Linked DNA regions of Homo sapiens: region 1 is linked to region 2. A link is a loop called in an ENCODE intact Hi-C map of the cell type or tissue named here. Cell type or tissue: heart right ventricle. All regions are shown on one strand. Each heading gives the region's core, and the rest is flanking DNA. Links, peaks and the distances in the headings are about the cores only. Region 1 overlaps CASC15 (cancer susceptibility 15). Region 2 overlaps CASC15 (cancer susceptibility 15).

The links. Peaks named below come from ENCODE experiments on the same cell type or tissue, not always from the same donor. Only the 100,000 strongest peaks of a DNase experiment are listed, where the experiment ranks them.
Region 1: a loop joins it to region 2, with 2.1 times the contacts of the local background. A loop is called at or near these places in 2 of 110 quality-filtered maps.

The regions. Positions count from the first base shown.
Region 1 is chr6:22,003,511-22,006,431 of GRCh38, reverse strand. All of the region lies in intron 6 of CASC15 (cancer susceptibility 15), which reads right to left. Among named protein-coding and RNA genes, the nearest start is that of NBAT1, 140 kb to the left of the region's middle. In heart right ventricle, for the core only: no CTCF peak of the experiment used is centred there; no DNase peak of the experiment used is centred there.
Region 2 is chr6:22,061,993-22,064,913 of GRCh38, reverse strand. All of the region lies in intron 8 of CASC15 (cancer susceptibility 15), which reads right to left. Among named protein-coding and RNA genes, the nearest start is that of NBAT1, 84 kb to the left of the region's middle. In heart right ventricle, for the core only: no CTCF peak of the experiment used is centred there; a DNase peak (open chromatin) is centred at 1,709; H3K27ac peaks cover 1,059 bases.

The DNA of each region.
Region 1 (2,921 bases), core at 286-2,785, 58 kb after region 2:
AATCGTACTTCTGATTTCTTCTTTGACCTATGAGTTATTTAGAAGTGTGCTGTTTAATTTTCAAAGGTGGGGAATTTTCTTGATGGCTTTGTTATTAACTTCTAATTTAATTTCACTATGGCCAGAGCAAATACTTCGTGTGATCTCAGTCCCTTTTAAATTATAGAAACCTGTTTAACAGCTCGGCATATTATCTTGCATTTGGAATTAAAATAATAAAGTAATAACAGCCTAATTTAGCATAACTACATTCCCCACTGAGTTTATTCAAAATCTCAAAGCTGGGCACTGTGGTGCACACCTGTACTCCCAGATAGGAAGCTGAGACAGGATTGCTTGAGCCTAGGAGTCCAGGAGTTCAAGGCTATAGTGCATTATGATCACACCTGTGAATAGCCACTAAACTCCAGCCTGGAGAACATAGTGACAATCTGTCTCTTATTTAAAAATTTAAAAAAGGCCAGGCTCGGTGGCTCACGCCTGTAATCCCAGCACTTTGGGGGACTGAGGCGGGCAGATCACGAGGTCAGGAGATCCAGACCATCTTGGCTAACATGGTGAAACCCCATCTCTACTAAAAAATAGAAAAAATTAGCCGGGCGTGGTGGCAGGCGCCTGTAGTCCCAGCTACTCGGGAGGCTGAGGCAGGAGAACAGCGTGAACCCAGGAGGCAGAGCTTGCAGTGAGCCAAGATCACACCACTGCACTCCAGCCTGGGTGACAGAGCGAGACTCTGTCTCAAAAAAAAAATAAATAAATAATAAAAAAATAAAAATCAGGGCTGGGTGCAGTGGCTCATGCTTGTAATTCCAACACTTTGGGAGGCCAAGGTGGGCAGATTGCTTGAGCCCGGGAGTTCGAGACCAACCTGAGCAACATGGCAAAACCCCATCCCTCCAAAAATTATAAAAATTAGCCAGGCACTGTGGTGCATGCCTGTGGTTCCAGCTACTTGGCAGGCTGAAGTGAGAAGATTGTTTGAGCCCAGGAGGTCAAGGCTGCAGTGAGCCATAACCATACCACTGCACTCCAGCCTGGGGGAAGGGAGTGAGAACCTGTCTCAAAAAGAGTAAAAATTAAAAATAAAAAAAAATCAGTCACTTATAGAATTGCTAAAAGAATTTCTTTGGCTGGGCACAGTGGCTCACGCCTGTAATCCCAGCACTTTGGGAGGCCAAGGCAAGTGAATCACCTGAGGTCAGAAGTTCAAGACCAGCCTGGCCAACATGGTAAAACCCTGTCTCTACTAAAAATACAAAATTAGCCAGGCCTGGTGGCGCATGGCTGTAATCCCAGCTACTTCGGAGGCTGAGGCAGGAGAATCGCTTGAACCCAGGAGGCAGAGGTTGCCATGAGCCGAGATCATGCCACTGCACTCCAACCTGGGCAACAGGGTGAGACTCCACCTCAAAAAAAAAAAAAAAAAAAAAGAATTTCTTTAATCAGGTAAAAGTTTGATTACTATTCATGGGGAAATGGACAAAGTATTTATTTTTAGGAACACAAGTATTGTTCTTCACCCAAAGTGTTGACTCAAAGAGACTGAGAATAGTGTAATCATATAATCGTACCTTAGAGTTTTACCATTTTTTAAACATCCCATATCATTTCAAAACCAAATAGTAATCACTTGCTTTACCTGTAGGAATCGAGTATTGGGAGATATCAAGAGACCAAGAAAGGAGTTTAAAACTTATGGCAAATTAAACTGGACTAGTATTTGATACTTCTTTAAGAAATAACGGCTGGGCGCAGTGGCTCACGCCTGTAATCCTAGCACTTTGGAAGGCCGAGGCGGGCAGATCACGAGGTCAGGAGATCGAGACCATCCTGGCTAACAAAGTGAAACCCTGTCTCTACTGAAAATACAAAAAAATTAGCCGGGCGTGGTGGTGGGCACCTGTAGTCCCAGCTACTCGGGAGAATGGCGTGAACCTGAGAGGCGGAGCTTGCAGTGAGCCGAGATCGCGCCACTCACTGCACTCCAGCCTGGGCAACAGAGCGAGACTCCGTCTCAAAAAAAAAAAAAAAAAGAAAAGAAAAAAAGAAATATCCAGGGTTGGGGGGCGAGGGGAAGAAACTTGGAGGACAGGTCGATAGGTGCGGCAAACCACCATAGTACACATATACCTATGTAACAAACCTCCACATTCTGCACATGTGTCCCAGAACTTAAAGTAAAATTTAAAAAAAAAGAAAAGAAATATCCAGAAAGATTATCCAGCCTCAAGGTTTATATTATAATGGCTATAAACAACAAAACATAAACCTATTTTCCAAAGGTTTCCAAATATACTACCGAAGAAACAAACATAAAAAACGACTTTGATATTTCTAAAAAGCATAACTTAAAATTTAAAAAAAAAGTTAATGAAAAAACAAACACTCAATGGTTACTGCCTTACTTTAAGAAAAAAAACATTTAGTTAAGCACATTTTCCCCCAAAGCTATTTAAACACCAAGATTCAGAAGTAAACCTTATTTAGATGAGTTTCTAGTCAACGAATTGACCTACATAATCTAAGTTACATAAATCAAAAAGCTAGGCAATATCCTCGAAGGAAGGGGCTAAAAATGGTTTAAAGTTTTTCAGCCTAGGGATAAACATGAACTACAAGAGACATAAATTTTCCTGAACACTCTGTATCACACAGCTAAGTAGAGAGGATATTAATGTTTAATTTTTAAAGTTCTTTAAAAATGAATTTCTGTAAGTATTATAAAAACAACAAGCTCTAATTTTGGCCATAATCATGGTAAGTGTTCACGTGTTAGCAATCAGCTTTCAAAATAAGACTTTATAGATGCAGCTCTTGGGTTTATTACCCTCTGACAATGCACTGTTAGAACACTGTGTGTGTAGAGCTGTTGGGCTCCTACTGGTTCAAACACAGCTTTGAACACCCTGTGTTAATGAAAA
Region 2 (2,921 bases), core at 317-2,816:
TAGAAGCTGAACTGCTGAAACTGTAAGAATATTTTGTGGCTTTTGATTTTACATATCGTGAAATCACCTTTAGAGAGTATACAAAAAATTTCCCCCAAAATGGCAGGTTTTTTTCCTTACCCATAGTAATACTGGTTTTTATCATTATTCTCCAACTGAGTCAGTTTAGTAGTTTAAAAATATGTCTTGTTTTACTTTACATTGCTTAAAGAAAGGGTGATTGTTTCACATATGTAAATGCAAATAATATGTATAACATTTTGAAGTGTCAGCTCAAAGTAGATACTCATAACCAATAGCAGGTATTAGCAGCCTTGAGAGACTGGCCACTTTTTACAAAGCACAATATATATTGAAGTCTTAGTATTAACTGCCTCTGTATTTTTAAAATTAAGATTGCTCAAAACTTTTGTGAAAATTTTCTAAAGCTCAATACATATCAAGATGGTTCGACTTAGGATGAGATATGCATTTTTTTACTAGCCCCTTCACCTTGTCAGCAGATATTTTTAAATGTCTAGATATTGACATTCTCTCTTTATCTCATGGCCCACTTGAGTTTTGCTTTAAATTGGTGCCTGTGTTGATGCATGCACACACATATTTACATATACATATATGTGTGTACACAAACGTCTACTCTACATATGCAAACTCCACCTCCTGGGTTCAAGCGATTCTCCTGCCTTAGCCTCCCGAGTAGCTGGGATTACAGGCGTGTGCCACCACACCCAGCTAATTTTTGTATTTTTAGTAGGGACAGAGTTTCCCCACATTGGCCAGGCTGGTCTCAAACTCCTGACCTCAGGTGATCCGCCTGCCTCAGCCTCCTAAAGTGCTGGGATTACAGGCGTGAGCCACCACGCCCAGCCTTGTGTGGTTTTTTAAAACCACTCCATACATACACATTTGATAGATATTGATAGATATGTATACACACATATGCATACATACAGAGATTCAAGACCTTACATTTTCCCCCTTAGGCTTAGCAAATCAATTAATACTAATGTTTTCTTGTTTACTATTTTATTTCATTTATTTATTTATTTCTGAGACAGGGTCTCGCTCTGTTGCCCAGGCTGGAGTGCAGTGGCGCAACCATGGCTCACTGCAGTTTCGACCTCCCAGGCTTAAGGGATCCTTCCACCTCTGCCTCCAAGTAGCTGGGAGAACAAGGGGACACCACCACACAAGGCAAATTAAAAAATAAAAAATTCTTTTAGAGATGGTGTCTTTTAGAGATGTTGCCCAGGCTGATCTTGAACTCCTGGGCTCAAACAATCTTCCTGCTTCGGCCTCTCAAAGAGCTGGTATTATAGACCTGAGCCACCACACCCGGCCTCTTGTTTACTGTTTTAAAGGAGTAATCCCAGGGGTGTTCTCACTGCAAAACACCACTGAAAGAAAATAAAACACTATTTCTCCTGGATTCTTCTCCTCACCATTAAACAAGTGAGTAAACAGCAAAGAAGCCTACTTCAGAACTACCTGACCTGCTCACCCCACTGAGCTGCCAAGAGCTGCACCCACTGTGTCCCACAAGCATGACAGGCTCGGCTCTGCAGGGAATGGGCACAGCCCCACACAGTCATCGCAACCGACATCTGTGGGCAAGACGCCGAGGTACACCTCAATCACGTGTGCCTGTCACAGAACGCTCGCTCACGCACCTGCTTCAACCGTGTGAGCTCAGCCTGTGGGTTTTCCTTGATTGATGTTGGTGTAACTGCTTCACGCTCTCCGTGGGTGAAGGGAAGTGGGCTCTGCTCAGAGCAGTTTGTGGTGCTTCACACTTCCACTTGACATTACACAAGGAATAGCAAGTTACAGAGGGAGGCACACGCCTGCAGGCTCTCCACACCCTCACTGACGGATGGAGAAGGCATCGAACCTTAAAATAAAACAACAATGAAATAGGGGCTTTGAAAACCAGGAAACAAGCAGGCGAAGGAAGCATCTGTCTCTTTCACTCTGAGCCAACCCCAGATGAGTCACACGCGTGTGCGCGCACACACACACACACCATGCCCACCAGAGGACCACTGATTTCACCACCTCTAGGCCTTCGTAGAGGCTTTTAATGTTTCTTGACTAAGCAAATTTGTTCTTTGCCCAAACTACCACAATATTCATGAAATCATTCAGACCTAGAAAAAAAGAGAAAAAATGACTATTTGAGCAAATTTCACAACTTTCAACAAGGTTCAATCTACCCTAAGAAAAGGTTTCAATAAATTGTGCCCATGTGTATAACTTTTCAACTTTTTAACATTCATTTCTTATTTTCAAAGTAAATATTCAAGTCAGCTAAGTTACAACACCTGATTTTGGATCTTTGGAACCCCACAACTGCCATGCAAGTTCCCAGGCGAATGATCTGAAAAAACTCCACGGTCTTCAATTGCTCCCACACTTGGCTCTCCTTTTTGTTGCCTCTACTCCTCTGCTATGAGATTCGAGGCAATAACTACAATTTTAGAAAAAGTAAGAAAGCCTGATTATAAGAAAAATCAAAGAAAATATCTGCATATGTTAGAAAAGCATATGCAAAAGGAAAAAAATCCAGTTGGATGCCAAAACTTGTGTGGTTTTTAAAATTTTTATTTATTTATTCATTTTTGAGACAGAGCCTCACTCTGTTGCCCAGGCTGGAGGGCAGTGGCACCATCTCAGCTCACTGCAAAGTCCACCTCCTGGGTTCAAGCGATTCTCCCGCCTTAACCTCCCGAGTAGCTGGGATCACAGGTGTGTGCCACCACACCCAGCTAATTTTTGTATTTTTAGTAGGGACAGGGTTTCCCCACATTGGCCAGGCTGGTCTCAAACTCCTGACCTCAGGTGATCTGCCTGCCTCAGCCTCCTAAAGTGCTGGGATTACAGGCGTGAGCCACCGCGCCCAGCCTTGTGTGGTTTTTTAA